3 separate regions of the Homo sapiens genome follow, and all the other regions are linked to region 2. Evidence: chromatin loops called from intact Hi-C (ENCODE). Cell type or tissue: A673. All regions are shown on one strand. Each heading gives the region's core, and the rest is flanking DNA. Links, peaks and the distances in the headings are about the cores only.

What was found. A loop is a pair of places that touch in the nucleus more often than their neighbours do. Peaks named below come from ENCODE experiments on the same cell type or tissue, not always from the same donor. Only the 100,000 strongest peaks of a DNase experiment are listed, where the experiment ranks them.
Region 1: a loop joins it to region 2, with 4 times the contacts of the local background. A loop is called at or near these places in 43 of 110 quality-filtered maps.
Region 3: it touches region 2 in a loop (2.9-fold over the local background); 9 of 110 quality-filtered maps call a loop at or near these places.

Annotation. Positions count from the first base shown.
Region 1 is chr9:14,648,280-14,656,762 of GRCh38, forward strand. All of the region lies in intron 7 of ZDHHC21 (zDHHC palmitoyltransferase 21), which reads right to left. Among named protein-coding and RNA genes, the nearest start is that of ZDHHC21, 41 kb to the right of the region's middle. In A673, for the core only: a CTCF peak has its summit at 4,690; a DNase peak (open chromatin) is centred at 4,662; H3K27ac peaks cover 320 bases.
Region 2 is chr9:14,460,591-14,469,073 of GRCh38, forward strand. It overlaps a transcript of NFIB not described here. Among named protein-coding and RNA genes, the nearest start is that of TRH-GTG1-6, 31 kb to the left of the region's middle. RefSeq lists a silencer at 5,861-6,155. In A673, for the core only: a CTCF peak has its summit at 5,067 (motif pointing right); a DNase peak (open chromatin) is centred at 5,061; H3K27ac peaks cover 556 bases.
Region 3 is chr9:14,611,834-14,620,316 of GRCh38, forward strand. ZDHHC21 (zDHHC palmitoyltransferase 21) reads right to left here. Exons shown (of 10, transcript NM_178566.6): 9 at 7,806-7,849; 10 at 1-7,265. The coding sequence ends at 7,133. Among named protein-coding and RNA genes, the nearest start is that of ZDHHC21, 77 kb to the right of the region's middle. In A673, for the core only: a CTCF peak has its summit at 4,739 (motif pointing right); a DNase peak (open chromatin) is centred at 4,748.

The DNA.
Region 1 (8,483 bases), core at 211-8,210, 190 kb after region 2:
GCTATTATCCTTGTCCTTTATTTTTCATAGCAATCAGGTTTTTTTTACTAAAATGTAAATGAGATTGTGTAATGGCTCAAAACCCTCCAACAGCTTACAAAGTCCCAACCACTAACCATCTTAATAAAGTCTCCAGTCCAATCACAGCCCTTACTACTCTCAACTCATCATCTCCTATTGCTCTGTCCCTAACTCACTCCACTCAAGATACACTGGTCTCCCTACTGTTCCTTGAGAATGTCAACAACAGTGACTTGCTTGAGTTCCAGGTCTCTGTTCAAGCGTCACTAGAGAAAGGTCTTCCTTGACTATATCCACCCCTGTACCCTGCTTTATTATACGTCATAATACTCATATTGTTTACCATATATTTGTTTATTGCCTGTCTTCTCTAATTGGAACGTAAGCTCCTTAAACACAGGAACTTTGTTTTAGAGCCTAGACGAAGGGGAAGTGAATAGACACTCAATAATATGTACTGAATGACTTAATAAATGTTCCTCACAATTTATTAAAATAAAAAAACTGTGTTTTACAAATAAAATTTTATATATAAAATGACAATTTTCCTATCAATGAGTTTGAAGCAATTTTTATTTATAAACCACAGCTTATACGTACTTTTCTGTGTTTTTATAAGACTACTCTGAAAAGTAAAAATTTTTTTTTTCTTTGTGATCTTCCTCCTACTGAACAGTTTCTCAACCTCAGCACTACTGACACTCGGCTGGATAATGTTTTGTTACAGGGGACACTCTTGTGCATTGCAGAACATTTAGCAGAATCCCTGGCCTCCACCCACTAGATGCCAGTAGCACTCCCCTAGCTGCGACAACCAAAAACATCTCCAGACATTACCAAATGTTTTCTGTGGGGGAAAGTCAACCTCCTCCCAACTGAGAACCACTGTACCCACTGGTAAAGGATTTTGTTTTTCTCTGTTGTTAAAAGAATAGAAACACCTGGAGACAGTAAAAATCATAAAATTAAAAAATAAAAATAACAGAAACAGCTTAGATCACATCTGAGATATCTAAAGCATACAGATTTGAATTTTCAAAATAACTAAATAACCAACTTCACATGCTGAGGGTAGGTTCATAAGGCAAATACTCTCACATTAAAATAAGCAATCTTAATTTAATCCTAAAATAAAATCCCATGATACCTGTATGGGTATGAGCACTTTTTGGAATGACCCTTAGCTAAAGTTTATTATATTCTAAAACATAAGAAAAGAAGTTACAAGCTTATTCTACATAAAACCCCTCCACTTCCCAACCCAACGCTCAGGTAAAATGTACTTTTCTCAGTCTTATTACATCCTAATGGCAATTAATATCTAAAGTGAAACAAATAATTATTTATACCTCCCTAATGGCTGTCATTGAGTGTTCAGAATTATCTACTAAATTTTGGTAATCATATGTATGCAATTGTCTTACAGAGCGTATTTCACTAGCATCTGACTGTCAGGTTCATGGCTGAGGGTGAAGTATTCCAGAAAAATTATTTTGTCTGCCTGACCATATTTTAGCAGTAAAAATTCTAGAAAAGTTTGGGCAATCCAATAAGAGAACAGGATAACATACTTCCTTACTACATTCACCAATTAATGCAGTGCTACAGTGTTTGGTAAAAGTAAAAGAAGAGTAAGACAATAAAATTGCTGCCAGGTTTTAACCATTTAAATTCACAGTAACTGTAACAGTTTTACAGAGAAATAAAAACTGCTAAATTTTCTATGTTAAATGCTATTAATATTTATAACTGACTATGGAAACATGTTTAATGAGGACATATACTCAGTCAACCTGGTGTTGTAGGACAGGATTAAGATTTATTATAAGGTTTCTGTGTTCCATCTCTCACTAAAAGCGTAGAGATATACTGACAAATGGAATTGGCAATTGTTAGAATAAATAGATTATTCTTATTTCTTTAGAAATATAAACTATATCTGACATTATTCTTTTCAAGCAAAAAAAATAAAAAATGTTACTAAGGAATATCTCTAGTAGCATCTCAGGAAACAGGAACAAAAAAGCCAAATTACTTTTATATTAGCACTAAAAATAATTTTCATCTCATATCAATTTTAATTCCACAATACTCTTGGCTATTCTTGACTCTTGGCTATTCTTTCCAAAAATCTAAAAAGCTAAATGTGTATTTTAGCAATTTTTTTCCATTCTTCAGTGAACAAAATAAATGACCTTCTAGATATTAAGAAAATAAAAGTTATTATTAAGGCTACAATATTTTTTTAAATAGCAGAAGTACTCAGGCGACTTTAAAACAGATTACACAAAAAGATTAAAATAAATTATGAAAAGATTTACAAATATTCAAAGCTACCTGCAGCCAAGTCTTCTGGCTATTTCTTTTTTTTGTTAGCCAAAAGGCTAGGCAAATAATTCTGTAGGAACAGTTCTGACATCAAATCCCTAGCAACACTATTAGATATCAGCCAATTGGAATAATAATAATGTATCTTCCTAGCAGAAGAGTTGGCTAGGCTGCTAAACATTATTTATTTTCCTCTTCTGAATTTTGGCAGCATTTCCTTTATTGAAATTCTCTCTCCTCTCTTCCCCTTCTGTCACCCACTGCTCTCATAGCCTTAAACGCAGTTAGTATGCTTTTCCCCTTCACATAAAAATAAGTATACAACAATTAGAAATTATCAGAATCCACTTCATCTAAAAAGAAGCTAAAGGACATAATTTTAGAATTAAAGTGGTATACCATCAAAGATTAGCTGTATAATCTCTGACAGTAATAGCCACAAATTATTTTTTTAAAAACCTTGTATTTTCTCATGTAGAGAAATAGTAAACTTTGCCTGCAGCTGATTTCCAGCAGGAACATATTTAAAAAAATATTTTTAACCCACTGCGATGCCTTTATAAGATATAACAGACTGCCTCAATGAAAACAGCAAAATATTAATCTACCAATCAGGAGGTTCACTGAGCTTTCTCTGAAGAGCAGATATTATGATGTTTAGTATTTTTAAATATATTTAATATTATTAATCCTACAATAATATTGCTAAAAAATTCCTTGGGGGAAAAATGCAAAAAGTAGTATTGAATGGGAGTTTGAATAGGATTTAGTAATAGCAAGCACATGACTTAGGGACATGGGCCCAAATCACACCTCTGTCAAGTGGCAAGTTTGTGATTGGACAAGGTATTGAACTTCTCTGAATTTCAGTTACCTTACCTGTAAGATGGCAACCATACTATTTATCCCTTCAGAAATATTTCATAGGAGTAGACATTTTCCACTAATCCAAGTAATACACAAATCCAGAATAATATAAAAAGAAAACATGTTACCAATAAAATATTCATGGATAAACATACAATAAATTTAAGAAGGTATACTCTTTAAATACAGTGGTACTTTCCTTCATATTTAATTGAAAACCGTAATTTTCTAGTTTTGGTAAATAACCAGTATCCAATAAAATGAAATAGAGTTTCATAATATACCAAATGACTAGGCATCTGCTTATAAGCATTTAAAGTAACTATGTGAAATAGTCAAATATGGACCTTGGTAAAAAATGAAAGTTCATTTTCTTCAAAATCCATCTATTTTATTCACTTAAATGCCAAATCATTACCCAATCTACAGGTTTTAGAACCTAGACAATGATTTTCATGCCAATAAATATTTAAAGTCAAACATTACTTTCGAGAGGGGTTTTAAGTAAAATTCAACATTATACTGGAATGATAAATGCAAATGATGCAAACTAATTTAATGTCTAACATCTGAAAAACTTCTCCAAACATCTCAAAGTTTATAATCTTTATTGATTTAGTGATTCTAACAAAAAATGTTTAATTTATCTCCATTTATTTAGAAAACAAAACTATTACTCAAGTTTCTGCAATTTTTCTAGACATGCATTTTTTACACTGAGAATTTGGGGATTTTTTAAGTTACTATTTCTGATAAAGATAGTAAATACTAATTCTTTTTAGGTTCACAGGCCTTTTTTTAGTATAAGACTCAGAATATAAATCAATATCTATAGCTTAAAAAATAAATCCTAAATTTGGGCATTGATTCATGATAAACTATAAATTCCTTATCTCCTGCACATCTTAGTCCTTACTTCCTCAACAAAAGATAAATTCAAGTATTTCCTCAAAACTTCACATGGTAAAAACATATAAATCTTTGAACGTTCGTGATAAAAGAATATTTTAAAAGTAAAGATTAAGAAGAAATCTAAAAAGCATTAAGTTACTATAAAAAACAATGGGGCACTTGCAAAGAAATTAAAATAATCCAGCTCAGAAAGAGCTCTCCTGAAAACAGAAGGCGAGGAGAAGAGAGAAATGGAAGAAAATCAGGCTCCCAATCTGTTCATTTCCCAGAATTTGTGAACAACCTGCTTTCTCTCAACTGTCTTTACCATGAGCATAACATACAACGTACCAGTTTTCTACTGAATACAGGTTAAGTGCCATTACATCAATGGTCAAAGTGCAACTCATTTTTTTTGTTGTTGTTGTTTAATGAATAAACACTTTCGCCTTAAAAAACAAGAAAAGAAAAACAAGAAAGTTAACACTTTCTCTTCTGACCCAGGCAATTCCATTCAGCTTTGGAATTTAAAGATGGGCTAGAAAAGATACTATGCTGCCACCTATCTACGTGAAAGGGTAGAAAGAAAATGCAGACTACAGCTTTTGCTTCAGTCTGGCTGACAGAAGAACACAGGGTCAAAGTCCACCACATGCTTTAACTGCATCATTACTCCCACAAAAAATATGTATAATAATCATTAATGCAATATCCAAAGATAGTTAGGGACCTTCGGGGATCTTATTCCATATCCTGAATAATAGAAAGGATAATAAGATGAAGTTCCTGATACTGTCTTTATTCACACATAGTTTTATACACATAATCAACAGCTGGATACAGATTTTTGCTTGTTTTAGAGAAAAATGAAAGAAACACAGGAAAAGACTTGCAAAAAACACTGATGAGGCAGTATTTTTTGAAGAATATTCCACCATAAAACATTATTTTTTTAAATGTCAATGGTAATAATGGTGACTTTGGTTCTGAAATTATTGGTAATTTTTTTCTACCTTTATGAAAAACACAGTAAATGTAATTTACAAAAGAACTGCTGAAGTAAGAACATTATTTTATTATTTAGCTTTAGAGAAGTTTGTTATACTGCTGGAATTTTACTAAAGATTTGCCCTTAAAACCAATTATTCCAGTTACAGCCTCAAGGGTTTTGTTGTTTTTTTTGCCCAGCAATGACCTCCTTCATCTCCCCATTTGGTTAATCTCTATCTCACCTATGAAGTCCACCATGAGTCTCATTCCCTACTCTACAGCACTTCTCAGACCTTATGGCCACAGAAGTTTTGCACTGCACAACTCCACAGGATACTGTTTACATAGACTATGATGTGAGTGTTGCCTCCTGGAGTTATGCAATTAGGCAGCAATGATTAAAATCACCTGGGAAGAAATTTTTTAAACAAAATGCTATTGCCATTGACACCTATGAGGAAACAGTTCGTATGAGACCAACACTCACACCAAAAACACTATTAAAAGCCAGATAAAATCCAATTAATTAATAAATACACAGCTGTTTAAAGATACTGGCAAGTAGCCAAACTCCCCAGAACTTAAGAGGCCAAAATCTCAGAGAAAGTAGACAGGCGTTAAGGTGAGCCATATATTCTGCACTGCTTTTTATCTGAAAGTACCTGTCAATTCACATTCAGTACTGAATGAAAAGTCAAGTAGAACCGGAGACTCAGAACATCCTGCAAAATCTCCAAGGCCAGGAAAACAGTAACTGTAGGGCACAATCCACAATAAACACCTCAGTTTTTCAGCTGAGACCCCGAAGGACTAGACTATTGGAATAAAGGCAAATTGAAACTAGTCTTTCACAAAGACAAATCCAGCAATCAAGATTCCTTACAAAATACCAATAAATGCAATAAATAGCATCTTTCCAAAAACTGCTATATTAAGACCAATGTTCTGTTATTTAGCATTAGAAATTCTTGTTATACAAACCCCTGATTGGATAAAAATGAGGCTTCTCTTATATCCTATCAAAAAAAAAGAGTAAATCAAATCTGAGGAAAGAACACAATCACACTTTCTACAATTTGTCATGCAAAATGCTCAGTATTCTAACTTAGACATGTCAGAAGACAGGGCCAAATATCTGGAAATTGAGAAGAAAAAAAGAGTCAACAGAAACGGACCCACAAGGGGATCTCAAAGTTAAAGTTATCAAACACAGACATTAAAAACTGTGATTAACACGTTTAAAAAAATAGATGACAAAATAGATGATTTCACCACAGAAATTATCAATGAAAGAAAGTATCAAATGGAAATTCTAAAAGTGAAAAATATAATAACTGAATTAAGAACTCATTAGAAGGATTTAAGGGTAGGTTAGACATGGCAGAAGAGGTGATTAGTAAACCAGAGGATAAATTAATAGGAAATATCCAGAATGAAGCACAGAGGGGGAATAAAAAAGGAAAGTTAAGAAATAAATTCAGAACATATGCAGCACAATGAGACTTCACGTACATGTAAGTAGAATCCCAGAACTGCAGGAGAAAAAATTGAGCAGAGGTAATATTTGAAGTGACAAAGGCCAAGAAATTTCCACAACTTAAGAATGACATCAGGCCACAGATTCAAAGTTACATAAACTCTCCAACAGAAAAAAGTGCAAAGAAAACAATACCAAAGCACATCATAGAATCACAGAATAATTGCTAAAATACAAAGACCAAAAGAAATCATAAAAACAGCTAAAGAAAAACATATTTCATTGGAGTAACAGTAAGACCAACAACTGACTTTACAACAGAAATGATGGAAACCATAAGACAATGGAATAACATCTTTTAAAAACTGAACGAAAGTAACCACCAATCTACAATTCTGTGCCAAACAATAAATCCTTCAAAAATGAAGGAGAAATAAAAGCATCTTCAGGGAACCAACACTGAGAGAATTTGTTCCAAGAGACTTGCACTAAAAGCAGAAAAAATAAGCCTAGAGGAGGCTCAGGTATAAAGAGTACTAGAAAAAGCACCAATATGTAGATAACTCAAAACAAATACTGACTATAGGTAACATATAACTTGTATAACAATATAACACATAATGTATATGTAACAACAATAATGTCTTGTTATCATGTGATTTTTTTCTACATCTACCTTCTACCCCAAAATATGAAAAATGATGATGACAGAGGGTGTTCCAAGACCACTGCTTTCATTAGGTGCACAATGGTAAAGTACTAACTTATATTATACTTCAAAAAAATCAGAATAATGTTTTCACTTTTGGGGAAACTATAAAAAGAGTAAAAGAAAAAGCCATTAGAAATAGAAAATTGGAATTTTTTTTAAATTAGAAATTCCAAAACAGGAAAGAAAAGGAGAAAAATGGGAACACAGAACAGATGAAGTCAAATAATAAATAGGAAAATGACAAAATACCAGTTATACTAAGTAAATATTTACTAAATGTTTCATATTAAAAGATAATTTTTTAATGAAATATCTGCTGTCTGTAAGGCACATTATGAGACACAGTAATCAAGATAGGTTGAAAGTATTAAAGACAGAAAAAGATATACCATGAAAACACTAACTAAAAGACAACTGATATAGTTAAACTAATAACAGAAAAAAAATTTGAAGGCAAGAATCATTACTAAGAATAAAGAGGCATATTTTATAATGATACAAGAATCAATCCACCAAAAAGGTATAACGAAATTTGGATGTGTCTATAATGTAGCTTCAAACTCTCAACTTCTAAATCAATGAAATGACTGGAATTCATTTCAATGTATATTGACTAACTACTGAACATTCATTTGCTTCAGATCATTGGAATATTTAGAGCTACATAGATTATAAAATACTTTCTTCAAGTTTAGTTATAATTCTGGTCCTAGAATTTAGCTTTACTCTATTAAACTTAAGTAGGTTAGAACAGTGCTAATAAACATTCAATTTTATGTATTTAAATTTGTCTGTCTTTTCTTACAATGGGAAATACTGTGGTAAAGCTCTTCTCTCCATATACCTAACTTGATAATATGTATGAATTACTTCATTCATTGAGATAACATATAAACAAAACTAAAACATTGAGATAATATATCATAAACAAAACTAAAAATTACTCGATTCCTCAATAGGAAGCAAAATGGTCCTGGAAATTTCATAACATAATCTGAGTTTTCATTTCATTACTGCTAATATGGTGGTAATTATAAAAGTACACCGCTTGATACAACAAGGAAACCATAAGACTTAGGCTAAGAGAACGATTTCTGCTCAGCACTACTAGACACAAGTAACTGTCAGATCCCTAGAATTATTTATAATGTACTGCTTCATTCCTAAAGTAGCTTTCTAACAACCAACATAATGATT
Region 2 (8,483 bases), core at 419-8,418:
CACAAAAATCCTGAACTCAATATAATAAATGACCATCAATCATATTCTATGTATAGACCTATATGTAATTATAATAATGAAATTTTAAATAAATTAGTATGCAGATAATCCATTTCCTACATTGAAATTAGAGTGAACTTTCTAAAACACAAATTTGATAGTGTCTCTCCCCTGCTTTAAATCCTTCCATGGCTCCTCATTGCCCTAAGGATAATGAAATCCAAATTCCTTAGTGTAACATACAAGGCCTTCCACTGCCCAGGTCTCTGCTTGTTATTCCAACTTCACTTCTTACTCCTTTCCCTATCTTGTTCCATTTATTCCAAATTTTCTATAGTCTTTAGGACCCAAGCTCCACACCAGAACTTTATACGTCTCTGTTTATCTGCAGCTTTTCTTTTGGCTTAGAGGATCGTACTTCTTTTCCCTTCCTCCGTGCACCCTCTTGTTCCTCAGTAATTAGATATCAAGTCTCCCTGACCCCCAAGGCTGGATAAGCTCAATCTTCTCCACAGTCCCATAGCATCCCACACTGTTCTCTGCAATTGTCTGTACACCACCAATTGGTAACTGATGCTTCATTTTTTTATCCCTCAGTAGATTGTGAGGTCTTGAGGGAACTGTGAGCTTGGCAGAGCAATCGGCACAGAGTTGATTAAATGTTTATTGAATGAGAACATGAATGAATCAATCCGTTGAAGAAATCCAACTATGAGGTGGCAATGGGAATGGAGGAACACAGGTGATAGGAAGAAATAATCCAAAAGAAAAGTAAACAGGACTTGGTGATAGATGTGTCATAGCCAACTAATTGACTTTGTAAAATTCAGCTCAGAATTGATACTCTCTGCCAAGCCTCATCTTACAAATCAGCCTCTATCAGCAGCAGGCAGGAGTCCTTCTGGCTCAAGTCTTTCTTCCACTGTGGAACTACTTGCAAAAATGTGTTGCTTCCCCTCCACATTTCATCAATCAGCTCACCCCTTCTGGATATAGTACTAACATAGCACACAGGAAACCAAATGCCATGCTCTGCATTCCAGCGTCGGCACCCCATTCTATCATCTCTTTTATGTATGGTAAGAATCCTGTGAAGTGGGCTGGGTAGTTTAATTCCATCTATTCAGCTTATTTTCCAGGTAATGAAGGAGGCACAGAGATCTCAAATTGTAAACCCTAAGTTGTGGAAACTTTGCCTGGGGCACTTATTCCACCAGATCTTAAGTGGGTGCTCTAGGATCACTGGAGCAGGTAAAAAGATGTATTAATGGCATTATGGTATCTTCCTGAAGAGTCCAAAGAGCAACCAGGGAATAGCAAAAGCAAGGGGAGAACTGGATTCAGATGGGTCTCGTATACACATGTTATTGATGATTTCTTCTGAGGCATCAAAGGCATTTCCCCTGAAGACACCAAAGGCAGAGAAGACTGATTGGGAACCTCCTGGGCAGAGTGTCCTAACACCTTTTCTTAAATAGAAATGGAAGTTTCGCATTCCAGCTCATAAGGTATCCCTAGTTATCTTAATATAGGTGTTTTAAATTATTTGCAAGTTAAATTAGTCAAAACATTTTAATACACAATCAGTGTTTCAGTCTGATGCATAAAATATATTCTTTGGTTTCTGCTGATCACCCCAGTGTATTGTGCTGAATCACGGTATGGTATTCTTTTTTCTTTTTTTTCTTTTTTTCTTTTTTCTTTTTTTTTCAGACAGAGTCTTGCTCTGTTGCCCAGGCTGGAGTGCAGTGGCGCGATCTTGGCTCACTGCAAGCTCCGCCTCCCGGGTTCACGCCATTCTCCTGCCTCAGCCTCCCCAGCAGCAGGGACTACAGGCACCCGCCACCACGCCCGGCTAATTTTTTGTATTTTTAGTGGAGACGGGGTTTCACTGTGTTAGCCAGGATGGTCTGGATCTCCTGACCTCATGATCAGCCCGCCTCGGCCTCCCAAAGTGCTGGGATTACAGGAGTGAGCCACCGTGCCCGGCCACCGTATGGTATTCTTGAATCCATCACTGGAGTCTTCCAGAGTGTGAGTAACCAGTAAGAGAAACACAGGACTATCGAATTCTTATCTCTGGGTTTTAGAGTTCTTAGTTAAAGTGACTATCAATTGGGGGAATTTTTCATAGTTAAAAGTGAGGCGTTCCTGACCACAGGGACTATGGGGCCTCTAGGCTCATATAATAGGTGTTCCCATTTATTAGAAAGTTCTGGGATTCTAGCACAAGGCCATAGCCAATCAGTTTACTGTATTAATTATGCTGTTAGTTATTAACATGTTTTAAAGTTATGCAACACTTCCCAAAGGCAGAGACAATGTCACATTCATTTGTTTCAAAGGCTGATTGTAGTGGTTCCTGTGTGCTGAATATGTGCTTCACGAATGTTACAATGTTAATATTCAAACAATGGTAGAGTTTTCACAAAACACAGGGAAGCTTGTCCATAATAAGTTCAATTTAATAAAATTTAATAATAAACAACTATAACATTTAATAAATACACATGAGAATTAAAATTCAATTAAATAATTAAATCATAAAATAATTATTTTGATTGTTTTATTAATTAATTATTTTATTATTTTATTTAATTGAAATAAGCTTAATTTAAATAAACTGCCTATGGTAATAGCAAGAAAAGCTGCAGCTACCCAGCAATAAATGTCAGAAAATATAAAAGACTTTATGGGCATAATTACTAAAAAATATAAAAGAAGAGTTGGATAAATGGAGAGCTATACTTTATTAGATGGAGAGATTCAATATGTAAAGATGTCAGTTCTTTATAAATTAATTTCTAAAGCCAATACAATTTCAATGAACATTTAACAGGATTTTTCCCTTATATATTTAACAAATATCCTAGGAAAAAAAAGCCGTTTCTGTCACCCATCAATGTCAGGATGGTGATGTTGTTAATAGCAAAGGAAATCTCTAATTCCTCCCCTCCTTGCAGAGTGGCATCGTTAAGTGAATTTTCCCCACATTTTATTAAAATCTGCATTTTCTGGGATGTAAGATGCTATTCGGATCATTTACATGACTGAAGTCATTTGATTTTCTTTTTTTTTTTTTTTTTTTTTTTGAGACGGAGTCTCTGTCACCCAGGCTGGAGTGCAGTGGCGCAATCTCGGCTCACCGCAAGCTCCGCCTCCCGGGTTCACGCCATTCTCCTGCCTCAGCCTCCCGAGTAGCTGGGACTACAGGCGCCCGCCACCAAGCCCGGCTAATTTTTTGTATTTTTAGTAGAGACAGGGTTTCACCGTGTTAGCCAGGATGGCCTCGATCTCCTGACCTCGTGGTCCGACCGCCTCGGCCTCCCAAAGTGCTGGGATTACAGGCGTGAGCCAGGGCGCCTGGCCTCTCCCTGCTTTTCTAAAAACACAATCTACGATGGGGTCTGAGGCTGCTTGTAACATGTAGCATTTTTACAGTTGGAAATTCTGAAATCAAGAAAAGAAAAACCACTTTCTCTCCAGCCCTACCGCTAGTGACTGGCTGTGTCTCTGACTGAACCAAATCTGGTAGTAGACAGAGAAAAGAAAAATGAAAGGAATAAAAATTGAAGATAGAGAGACCAGGATGATAATCAAACAATGCCTTACGTTTATGAAAAGTTTTCATTTCCACTATCTCATTTATGTATGGTAAGAATCCTCTGAAATGAGCTGGGTATTTTAATTCCATCGATTCAGCTTATCGTGCAGGTAATGAAGGAGGTACAGAGACCTCAAATTGTAAACCCAGTGCATGACATAGATATATTTTATTATCTCTTAGGCAGTGCTGTGTGTGGAAGGAGCCAGGCTTTCATCCAAACCTAGACGGTGCACATTTTCAACATGGAAAACATTAGGGAAGGCTTTATGGTGGTGGTAAGAAGTGGGCTTTGAACAAAAACAGAACCTGAAGTGTTGGAGGAAAAAGGGAGGGTGTTTCTCATGAGAAAACAGGCACACAGACCTGAAGTTGAGGAGGAGAACAGCTGATGGAGCGTAGCAAGGAATTGGCCTCAGGGGTGAGAGCTTAGGAGGAAAGGATCACAAGAATGATGCCAGGATGGAGGAGGTGGGGTGCTTGGCCGAGACCCCCCAGGGCCCCTTGGAGAGCTGTTCTGATGGACCAGAACCCTAAAGATCTCAGTGGGACGGTCAGCATGCTTTGGGACCTGACTGACCTTGACTCCTTTCCCACTTTGTTACTTGCTGGCTGAGCGACCTTGTGAAGTTATTTATCTTTTTGTCTCCAATCCCTCCTGTGAAAGATGGAGTTGTATTTCCCTATACAACTATTGTGAAGAATGAATGAGTTAATGAATGTGACACAGTACCTGTCATGTGGAATGTACTCAATAGATATTATTATTATTATATGAACATGGGAGTGCCATGATGACAGGCTACAAGATAAATGAGAACAGTCAGTTAAATTTTAAATAACCCATTAAGAATATTGCTTGGTTGGGAAACCAAATAATCTGTCATAAACAAGATGTGCTTTGCAAAGGCTTCACTGTAGAGACCTTTGTAGGACCATGCAAGATTTGCTCTCATTATGGTTCATATGATCAGAATTGGAATCTTAAAATTACCTTCCACCCCCTTATCCTCATCCCTTCAAAAATGTAAATGGAAGCATTATCTCTGAGCCATCCATCCTGGAACCTTCTAATGTTCTCTTTCCAAAAGAAGGACTGGGAAACGTGATGGAAGCTCTTGGAGTTTCCATTTAGGAAGAAAACAAACAGAAAGAAATCACACAAATTCACACTCAAGTGCTACTCTAAATGGGAAGAACATATTTCAAAAAATAAACACTCTGTTTGACTAATCAGAAGGAAATCTGCTCTCTGAATTCAAAGGCCTCTGCATAGATATTAACAACATAGAGAGAAGAAAATGGCTCATTAATGATTTATGAAAATTGTTGTCACCGTCAACCAAAGCATATTTTGTGATGAATGAAATGACTTGTTACACACACACACACACACACACACACACACACACACGCCCTACCCCCTGCAGCTATGGGCCCTTCTTGGCTGTCATAGTGTGAATCACCACTCGAGGGAGCCCAAGGTTCTCTGGTCCTGGGCTACCTACAGTCACCAGGATGCAATGGAACATGTTGGGGAGACATGTCCTTCTGCCACTCTACTGCAGGGTGGACATTTGGGGCCGAGACAATTCTTGGTGTGGGGGCCCATCCTGTGCACTGTACGATGTTAAGCAGCATCCCTGCACCCTACCCACTAAATGCCAGTAGCAACAATACTCCCTCTCCCAGTTGTGACAATCGAAATGTGTCCAGACAGTGCCAAATGTCCCCTAGGGGACAAGCCACTGCTCTAATGAAGCTCATGGAGGTCGTAGGCCCCCAACACTTTGGTCTCCAATAGAAAAGCACGGCAGGACTGAGAGAGAGTCGAGTCACCAGCTGTATTTGTCTCACTCTCCTGTGAGCGGCTTAGTGAGAAGCAGAATGCAGGAAGGAACGATCCAGTTCCCTGATGGCCTCACGGGTGTTCGGAGAGAGCCCGCATCTCAGCCAGCCTTTATGAAGAAAGGAAACACTGTCAAGGCCTGTCTGGGATGGTGCAAGCTGAGGCAAGGCCGTTATCTTCAGCAGCTCAAATGATTAGTTAATTATTCATTACTATTTGTCATAAAACCCTGAAGGTCTGCCAAGTGGTAGTATGCAGGCAATACTAAGGCAGCGGACGTGTCTTTTCTTATTTTCCAGTGAAGATGAGGCATGGAAAGACTGGGCTGCTCTGACAGCACACTCTGCACTGGCACTGGGGGTGTGCAGATGGAAGGTCTAGGAACACGGCACTCTGGATCGCACCATCCTCTGGGCTCTGCGTTTGACATTCTCCCCTCATACTTCCCACTCTGTTGGCTTCAGAGATCATGAGGCCAGAGGAAAAAGCAATGGAGGCGGGTGCTTCCAGCCTGAAAACAGTCGGAAGCTAGGAGCTCCCGTCTGTCAGCCTTCCCTCCTGCTCTCCATAGCGGTGGAACACAGTCCTACCAGCAAGGGGCCTTCTCTGCCCTTTCTCCTCTCTTCTTTCTCCTCTGCCCCCCAGGGTCTGCTTTGTGGTGTCTCCTCCCTCTCTATTCTTCTTTATGTCTGCCTTTGTTATTCATTTTAACCAGAAACAAGTATATGGTTTATGGTGGGGGAGCTGGGGCTGAGGAGACTGGAGACACAGTGCAATTTGCCCCAGATTTTGAAAACACCCAAAGGATGGCCTGGCTTTTAGCCCCACTGAAAGAAAACCAGACAGGCTGACCTCTATTTGCCTGAAAACAAGCCAAGGCTGGGGTTAGGAAATTAAGATCTAGAGTCCCAAAGATTCACCATTCCAGGACCACAGCTGAGGCTTCACTGCTATGCTGTGCGGGAGGGGGCTGTGAGATCCCGGCATGCCAGGGCAAGAGGGCAGGAGAACCAGCAAAAGTCAGGCTTCGCTCTAATGAGAGAGACTTCTAGGTTTCCCTTCGAGGTGTTGGGTGGTGGGGGAATAGTGGCTGTTTCCTTGACAACTGTCATTTAGAATCCAAATAGAGTTCATCATTTGATGAGTTTAGGGCACCACAGGCTGTCCTGATGTGAAGAAAAGGCTATTCCGTGCTAAAGAGAACTGGCTTCATTTTAATCCTTGACCTCCACCTTACCTGAGTCACTGAGAGCTGTTCCTCTTCCCAGCACAGCCAGCACACAGGGTCTGGCCAGGTCACAAGTAGATCCAGGCACATCAGCAAAGTTATTAAGAAGCCTATAAAATTTGGGGACGCATGAGTGGGTGAGACAGTGATTAGAGAAGCCAAGGAGAGGATGGAAGAGGATGAAAATAGGCTTAGGGCTGCCAACTAAGCCACCTGTGACTGCTGGTCTCATTAACAGCTCTTACTGGGGTGAAGGGATATCCTTTGTCCTGGTGCTATAGGGTTTTATAAACTGTTTATCCATTCAATATTTATTATTTATTTATTCAGTCAATTGGCATTCATTCAATATGTATTTATTCACTCAATATTGATTTACTCATTTAATAAATATTTATTGATTTGATATTCATTCAATAAATACTTATCAAACACCTACCATAGGCCAAGCTCTGTTTTAGGTGCTTGAGATACATTAGGAAAGAAAACTAAGAACTGTGTCTGTGGAGCCCTTGCAGGAGGCCAAACATCTTACATTTGATTTGATCCTCACAGTAAATGTATATGGAAGACACTGTTGTCCCCATTTTACAGATGAAAAAACTGAGGCTGAGTGAGATTTAATAACAATGTAGGTATTAAATGGTGGAAATGATCAAGCCCTGATCTGTGCAATTCCAAGTGTGTGTTCTTTTCAAATATGACTTTAATCCTGTGGAGATGTCACTTTACTCAAGGAAGAGTAATCAGCTTTGCATTAGATATTCGTTAGTCTATTTCTCCAGAATTTATGTGCAGAAATTATCCCTATAGGGGAACAAACCAACTTACACACAAAGTGCCAAATGTAGAAAACCAACCGATTTGACAAAGCCACTCACCAAGGATGTATGTTTGCTACGAAGCATGATGTCATCAGAGCCTGGTTGTATAAGAGAGTATTTAGCAAGACTTTAAGAAGAGTGAATGAATATAGAGCTTTCAAGGACTTATCAAACTTAAAGGTAACCAATGCAGACAAAATGCTTGTAAAATGCTAATTAAGGTACACCTCTTTGCCAGTAAGATAAGGTGAGGAGATGATATGATCTAAGGCATTCAGGGCAGTGAAGGGGAAGGGGGTCATTTCCAACATTTAGCGTAACATAAACACAAAAAATGCCCACTTATTAATGAATAGAGATGCATTCTTTGTTAGCTGGTACCCAGGTTGGGTAGAGGGGTGAGAGTGGGTATTCCATTTGGCTTGGAGGCTTTAATTTTGTTGCACTATTTCTGAGTGTGTAAAAATTGCTGCCCAAAGCAGCTCTAATTTGCTCCTCTTTCAGCTTCTCTCAGGAAAAGTCTGGAACACGAGATGATATTCTCCACTCGAATAAGATGCTGGCAGGAACTGGATAGAAAACTGGTGGAGATACAGTGGATGTATATGAAGAAGGAGCTATCTGTCACTTGTGAGGCATTTTGAATGCTAGGTGTTCTACATACATATTTTGTTAAATTCCAAAACAATTTCAAGAGGTAGAAATGATCACACTCACTGATAGGTGAGGGAACTAAGACTCTCACAAGTAAATTGCCCAGATCTCACAGGTAGAAAGGTACAGAAGACCACCATTTGGAATAAAAATAACTCCAGAAATACTGGTGGCTTCTCACTCTCATATCCTCTTTCCTCCCTCATTCTAATCCTAACCGTGTGCTCCACACTGACATATCCAGGTATCAGAAGTGTGTCTGGGACAGGCAGGCAGGCACAACAATGCCCACTTCGATTCCACACACTTCAGGTAGAACACCAG
Region 3 (8,483 bases), core at 211-8,210, 150 kb after region 2:
TGATTCTGGTGGAAGTTTTTACTTTTGTATCATTTAGTTGCTTTATTCTTACATATATGAAGTAGAATTTTTTTTCTTTTATATGTTCATCTCTGGGAGACAGTGAATAGTGGTGAATTCTCTACTACTCAATAACTTGAAAAATTACTGCATTCAGCCACATGCATTTAAATCACGCATAAACAAGCCAAATTACTCAGAATCAATACAGTGGCAACACAATCTAGGGAATATTGTTGGCAGATTAGAGAGAGATAATGTTGCTTCATCTCATTAGGCTTTCAAATTTTGCTTTCACCTCTAATGATATGTTCATCTAGATTTCTACATATCGTTCAAATGATCTGAAGCCACATTTCACATAAATTTCAGACTTGATTCTTTTTTTCCATTCAGAATTGACTGCAAAACCATATATTGTATCTACATTCAAGGAGAGGTTGATTTTAGCTAACAATAATGCAAAATATTTTCAAATGTGAATGTCTGCCTTTCCAATATACACACTGTCACCTTCTTGCCAGAATGATTAACCATTTTAGCTGCAGTTGTAAGGACACTGAGTGTTTTGAGAATTTTAAAGGGAAAAATCTGGAACCCAAATAATATACATAGCAGCATTACATTTGGACAATTACATTTCAAAGGTGTTTTAAATTACGAGTACACTTAAAGGGTGTTTCTCTTCATTTTTGTAAAATTAACTACTAAGCAAAATTAGTTTTAAAAATCTTACTCTATGTAAAGTGAGTAACCATATCCAGACTTTTTTCTTTCATTAAGTTCAATTTTCTGTTATCAGTTTTGCTTAAATCAAGGTACATATGCATTTCCTCTTGGGAAAGCATCTCTCTCTCTGTCTCTCTCTCTGTCTGTCTGTCTCTCCGTATCTCTCTCTCTATATATCTACACACACATATGTACACATACATATATTTTAAAGGTGTTCTGTTATCTTTATTTGCAAAGTAGACAAATGGCAATATTATTCTTTAAAGCCACTAAAGATTACACACACACACACACACACACACACACACACACACACGCTGAACTCGATTTGTAATGAGAACGAACCTTAACTCTTCATCTTAGTATTTTGTTTCAGTATTCACTAAAGTGCCCAATAAGCTATATAGTTCATTTATATAAATTAGAGTTCTTACCTTTTTATTCATTGTTGCAGAAATAAAACAACTTGTGAAAAGTGCTTCAATTATCTTTTGTAATTTCAGCCTATCAAACTACCTTTTAAAGTAGCCAAGCTATATTAAAATACAAAATTAAAATCCATACATGCCTACCTAAAAAAAAATCCAAATGAGAAACATTTAAAATCCATTAAATTGCCAGAGCAGCATGCAAAAAATAAGATCTGTTAATCAAACTGTTCTTAGTAACATTAAATTCTACTTTATAAATACACAACGATGTGAGAAGAAAACTCAGTCAACCAAAAAGAAAATTAACTCTTTGGTACAGGAATTAAAAATGTCACTCAATGCTAAAGTGAATAGCACCAGGATGTTTTATAGTTGTTGAGGTTATAAAACACGAACTTCAGGCACCAGTAGGTTAAAATATCATCCAATGTATACTGGCAAGAATATATAGCTTGCAATACGCAGGTAAGCTTTCCCTTTAGTTAACAGCCTGCAAACAATTAAACCCTGTATTTGGTCAAACAGGCAGGCAAAGCCACAAAAAAGCCCACAACTTCTGTTAAGCTATTTTGTCCGCATCTTTGTTTATATATAAAGCTATCGATACCAAAAAAATCAGTGTTGAACTGTTATAAGAACGACATTACATGTTACAGATATTCAAAATACCAATAGAAATGGAGACCTTCGAGGTATCAAGAACTCCAAAATATCCCAAATGTTAAAGTGAAAGCCACCCTTATATATTGTTTATTTTTCCTCTGGTGACAAAATTTTCTATACACTCAGTATCTTTTCTTTGCAATAAGAGATTTCCAGAAAAGGTGCCAGTTTTTTCAAACTTTGGTCAACCTATTCATTTCTCCTCTGCATTAAATAGCTGAGTTTTCCACATTATTTTTAACACTTCACATGATCATACTCTACACAATTATATTTAAAACTAAAATATTTATAAAAGGCATCTGACCAACTGAAGAGAAACCGCAATATAAATTCTTTAAGTTAAATAATTCAAACTAAATGCTTATATGCACTAACAACTCTTCCCATAAAAATGGTATAAATAAGAGATAAGGCTAAAATGATTACAGCAAAGAGATTCTCTGATGTCAGAAACTGGCTCCAGTCAACTCTGTTGCTGAGATGCTGATTATTCATGCACCATCTAGCCTTCTCTCCATCTTAGTAAGTTTGTGGATACTCACTACTCATTTGTACCTATTCTCTAGGGTGGACAAGGCAAAAAGAACATAATAATAGTAAAAAATATAATGATAATGGAAAGTATCAGTAATATCAATGACTTTTTAAAATACCATTGTTATTTCTGTTTCAAATTAGCAGGCAGTATTGTAACATCTGAAGAACTGACAAAGATATAGTGAGTTTTGTTGCTAAAAATTGCACAATGATAATAAAAGAAGTCAGAAAAGTCACTTTCCTGAAGTTAAACCATCATCATCTCAAAAGGAGCAGAAATGCTAAATACTGATTAACATATAGAATTACAACACTGGTTCAAAATAGTTCAAGCAAGTTGGTTCTAATACTTTCTTATACTGTACTGTGGAATATTCTAGAATTCAACTGAGAATGACTAAATATAGAGCACAATGAAATCTGTGATTTATAATAAATTCAGAGGATGATTTCTAGAATAAAAGTTAACAAACTTGGGCATTAAATAACACATTCATTAATCATACAGTTAATACTAGCAAGTAGAACACATTAAATGTACATGGCTTATTTGCTACACTTACCAATACTTATATTTTTAAAGCAGTAGTAGAGTTGTGTGAAAATCTAATATTTGTATCTATTAGCAAACTACTCAATGTTTGTATGTGTGAATTTTATCAAATAAATTCTAGATATATCTATGTATATTAGAGGTCATGTCAGAAACTTATTCAATAAAGTAACTATAGGTTATTAAACTTGGTAAACTTGAGCTAAGTAATCTATTGATACAGGAAGCGCAAGAGAAGCAGAGACTAGAGAAAAGTCCAGAGAGAGACTAGCAGCTCTATTAATTAGTATTAATGGCATATTAAACCAGAGCTTGGTACATTGTGATTTTATAGCAATACATGTGAAAACACTCAAACTACCCCATGATCTAACACACAGAAAATTGTGTAGCTATAATCTAAATCAGTTCACACTTCCTGGTTTGAAGTGTTGTCCTAACTTAAGTCTTCATGATTAGCATTCAGAATTAATACACCCTTTGGAGTGAAACATATCACCCACTAGTTACTTGTATGGGAGTGACTTGAATGTGTAACAAAGAATAGTTATCATTAGCCATCATACTTAGAGAAAAATGCCTCTATGCATTGGCAAAAACGCACTGATGTTAATCCTGGCAGATGTTTTAACTCAGCTGTTATACTGAACATTACGTATTATGTTCTCTATTTCATTATTAAAAATAAACCATGCTTTTTTTCTGAAAAAGTTAATATGTTAACTACAATTTAAAACAGCTATTTCTAATGTTAAGCACAAATATTTGTAATACAACTCTTAAGCAAAATAGTATTTTTATTATAATGAAACATCAGCTAACTTGATATTTTTAAACTGTAAGTCTGGGTTACAAAGTACCAACTGCTCTGTAACTGAATGCCTACTGCTTGAAGGGTCCTGAACTCAGTCCATTTTTGCCTACAATCTTAAGCCTACATGAAGCCCATAAACATTTTTGTTTGCAGAAAACAACAATGACAAATATGATTGTTAAGGAGGTGTAACTTACAGTATCTAGGTAAAAACCTTTCATTTCCAGAAGGTCGACAAATGACTTTACTGATGTAAAAACATGCTTTAACATACATTTTGCTTAAAATCAAATAGAATGTTTATAAAGAAATACTTCAGTCCAACATACATATTACATCAGTAATCTTACTGCTCACAATTATTTTCTAATGCCCAACACCTTTAGTTGTTTTCAGTTATCCAGAATACATAAGAAATTGTTACTAAAACTATAGATATAACTCTGCGAAATGTAAAAAAAAGAACAAAGAAAAGGAAAATTATACAAAGAATCATTAATCTCTTAGTTATTTTAAGGCAATAGAGCCAGTAAAAAAATCATTTCAAAACTGAGTAAAATAAACTAAATGTAGTTTTTTAGATATTCATTAAAACACAGAAAATGCTTGGTTGTCTTTGTAGCTACAATACATTTCTATGTTTTGTAATAAATTGGTAATTTCAAAGTAACAGCTTTTCCAATTCTAAGGAATTACTCTGCCAAAATAAGGTTTAAAATAAAATACATAAAATGGCTTAGTTTATCCTAATCTGATATAAATTTGTGATTGATTGACAGCAAGAATATAATGGGAACGTACATAAATGAAGCAAAGCAGTCATCACATTCTTATGAACTAGAAATAACATCATAAAAACATGTTCATTTTCATAAAATTTTACATTTTTGTACATACACTCCTCCTAAGTTTGTACTTTTGATATGTTCAGAATGTGGCTATACTATTTACTTATGGGGCAGTAAATCTTTAGAGCCAGTATAATTACATCAATTAGCCAAAAGAGGGCGCAGAAACAACACCAGTAGATATGCTTAGCAAACTGCCAGTTGGTTTTTCTCTAGTAGTCTAATAAGAATTAACAAAACCCACAGGAGAGTTAGGTACGCTAACTGGGGAATACTGAAAGTTACAGTGTTAAGTATATATAGATATACTGTAATATACATTCTTATGTATATATACTGATAGATAGCATTTCTGCATTCAAATAAAATAAGTGTATGCTTTTCTAGTATATTAGTTTGTAGTCCAATAATTTAGGGGAACTGAGTACAGAGGGATCAGGACCAGGAAAGGTAAAGAGGAAGAGGGAAAAGAATATGCCCTAGATGAGGTAAATCTAGGAAAAATAAGAGCACAAATCATCAGAGTGGGAAAGAGACCCTGCCCAGTACCCACTGCTACTACATGAAGTATAAATTAGCCACAAAGTTCTTTAGGTGATCTTCACTTGGCTCTGCTGTTTTCTCAAGGTCTTTATTTGAAAGGAATGTATACAATATAAGGCATTCAACTGATATCTACCTACCTTATCTATATATTACTTCCTTATGAACAGTTCTGTCACCAGGCCAAATGTGGCCAAATTAGCTTGCACAAAATCCAAACCCTTGTGCCTGACATGAACATTCTAATTTTGTGTTTCACTAAGCTTTATAAATATATTTCTTCTATTTAATTTACTACGTCTCTTTTCAGTACCAATAAATATGTTCGTCTGCTGTATTTCTGTTCGTATTTCTGAGTTTGTAAGTAATAAAGTATTCTAATTAGAACATGAAAAACATGATATTAACATCTCTGAGAAGAACTTACTCTATTATTTCAGAATATGCTACAAGATATTTACAATTTCTGAAAGAACTAACCACAGTATAGCCAACTGGCTGACAATGGTAACCTTCTGTTTAATTATTTCCCAGGTATTGTTCCTTACTTTCAAAACTAGCTAAAAGGAAAATGTTAGCATGGTTTATGAACAGTAGACTTTTTCAATCTTCTCTTCAAGGGAAAGACTGTGAGTACATAAATTTTTTAAAAAGATATATGGGTTTTGCAGTATTCTAATGGAAAAAAACTAAAAGCTGAGTTTTTTTCAAAGCATACTAAATGTCTTTTCATACAAATGTTCTATGCCTTGCAAAAGAACATCACTATTAGTAATTTACATTTGTACAAGGCTAATGATAAACACAGATCATTATATTTTCTTATTTTAGGTTCACTTCCTAACACTAGCTACTAGTAAAAGGTCTCTCAATGCAAATTACAGCCAGCCAATTAAAATTTAATTTTAATTTAGGGATTATAGGTACACAAAGTTAGTGACTTTTTTTAGTAGTAGCTTCCTATAAATAAAATTTCTATATGAGTTGGCCAATATATATAAACCTTCAATGTGAAATTTTACATCTACTAGTACATAAATAAAAGTAAAAAGTATACTCTTTTCAAAAGCACAATATTCCTCTTTATACTGTACATTATATACTATCTAGTTATACTAGCATTTTAAAAACATATGCATTCTAATATAACTGCACTAGAAAAGGTAATTGTGAAGTTATTGCAAATTCTCTCCCCTTTTTGCTCATTAAAATCTTAGGATAAAATAGGAATACATGCCCACTGGTCAGGAGTTCTCCTGGGAGCAAATATTTTAATCACAATCAATAATTACAACAGTAATAGTGAAAATTGAAAAAATTATTGTGAAAAAAATTTTAACATTTCCTTTATAGTAAGGTAGGTAGTTGGTGTTTTACTTCAGTGGTACTTTCATGTTGGTTTTGGTGAAGAAAAAAGAAGAAAACGTAAGCAAGCCACTCCTAAGAAACCAATGCCCGTTTTGTGTTGCTGTTGTTCACTCCTATGCTGCTGCATTTTTAAAAACGTTGCAGCACATTTAAAAGGAAAGGTTATTTTAAATTGGATTTGAAAAAGAAAATTTACCTATACTATAAGAAGGTGTATCAACTTTTGTAAAACCTGAATAATTAAATTTAGATTTGGTTACTGTTTAAAAGTGAAAATTTTAAATAAACATCTGAAATTTACCATAAATTAGAATCTGTAACACTGTCAGTACTAAAATAAATTATGTACAATTATTTCATCCTAATCACTGCCTTTTGAGTTTAATAACAAAAGCATTTCAAGAAATCCCTGTGGAAAGCTAATTTGAAAGTAAACATGCTTTAAAACTTAAATATAGATCTTGTATTAGTCCCACAACAGGATCAAGATCACTATTAAAATAAAGCCTGGGGCACATTATGATGCCTAAGACTGGTGGGTGGATTTTAATTGACTTGAAGACTGTCATAGTTCTATTATCATAAAACCTGTAACGCATTGCCAGCATGGAGGACCCATCTGTGCCCACCATCCATCTGTTTAGACATGATTGGCAAAGTGGTAGGGAACTCGCAGTGGTTGCCTCTGCCTGAAAGGAATGAACCACAGGATCTTCCAACGAGTGCCAAAAACTTCTGAGAAGGTCTGCTGCCATGGCTTTCGGGGCCTCGATCTACAGAAGACAGCATTATTAGTGAAAGACAGCACTCCCATGGTGCACTTCAGTCAGCTAAAACAATACAGATTGGCTGGGGATCCATTACTGGACTCTGATGAATTGTGTCCCAGCATCATAAATACAGCTTTTCTTTCATTATGGCATGCAGCTGAGTTTTAACTCTGGATAGCAGATATTGTATCTGTGTCGTCAATCAACCGAGCGCAACTTTTGAAGCAGAGGAAAATCTCAGGATTAACAGAATGTGTGTCAACAACACAGTAGCAAATCTCTTTTGATGTACTTTCAGGACAAATAATTTAACTTACTTTAGTTAGACAAGGCACAAGAATGATCAGCATTTTAGTGTGAAAACTACCATGGCTGGAAAACCCCTACTGTAAGACTGGGGTAGCTTGCCTAGCACAGGCCTCAGACAATGCACCAAGAAAAAGCCATCATTATATTATCTATCTACCATATGCACATATTTCTCAAGTATGTCCAGTTCTTTCCAATTTTAAATAATACTATACACTTCAGTTTTATACTTACATATCTTCACAACAGTTTGACATCTTTTCAATAGATGTTGTATCCTATTAAAAATAAAAAATTATATTCAGATGTAAGAAAGTTATTAAGTCTTTATTCTGTATCCACTCTATCATGTTTTTAATCTTATTCCAAAAATATTCTATAGATTTAAACAGTTTATATATGAGTATTATGAATTTTAAATTATCTTTCATACATTGCTGGAATCCCCTTGGAAAAACAAAATCAACATTATACTATGCAAAAAAAAACCTATTCAAATACTAAAACCTCACAAAAATTATGACAGTATCACTTCATTAAAATATAACCTTTTATTACACTTGCTTTCTTGACAATTCCTTTGAAAGTCTACAATCTACTTTCAATTTAACTGTCAGTGAATATGCATTAAAAAATAAATACTAAAATGACATATGAAAGAAACTAATGAACAGAAAACTGCCTAAGAGTCAGGGTGCTACTGGTTCTGGGTTTCTGTAAACAACAACAAAACTCAACAAGGCAATCTATGAATTTGCCATATTACAACATCTATTATTCTGAAAACTAAACTGACCAGAGTTCTTTCTTAGCGGAAAAAATAACTTTTTTGATAATACAATTCCCTAATTGTATGCTTTCTGTAAGGCTCTAACACAAATATGTAAAAAAAAAAATTTCAACAAACAGAAG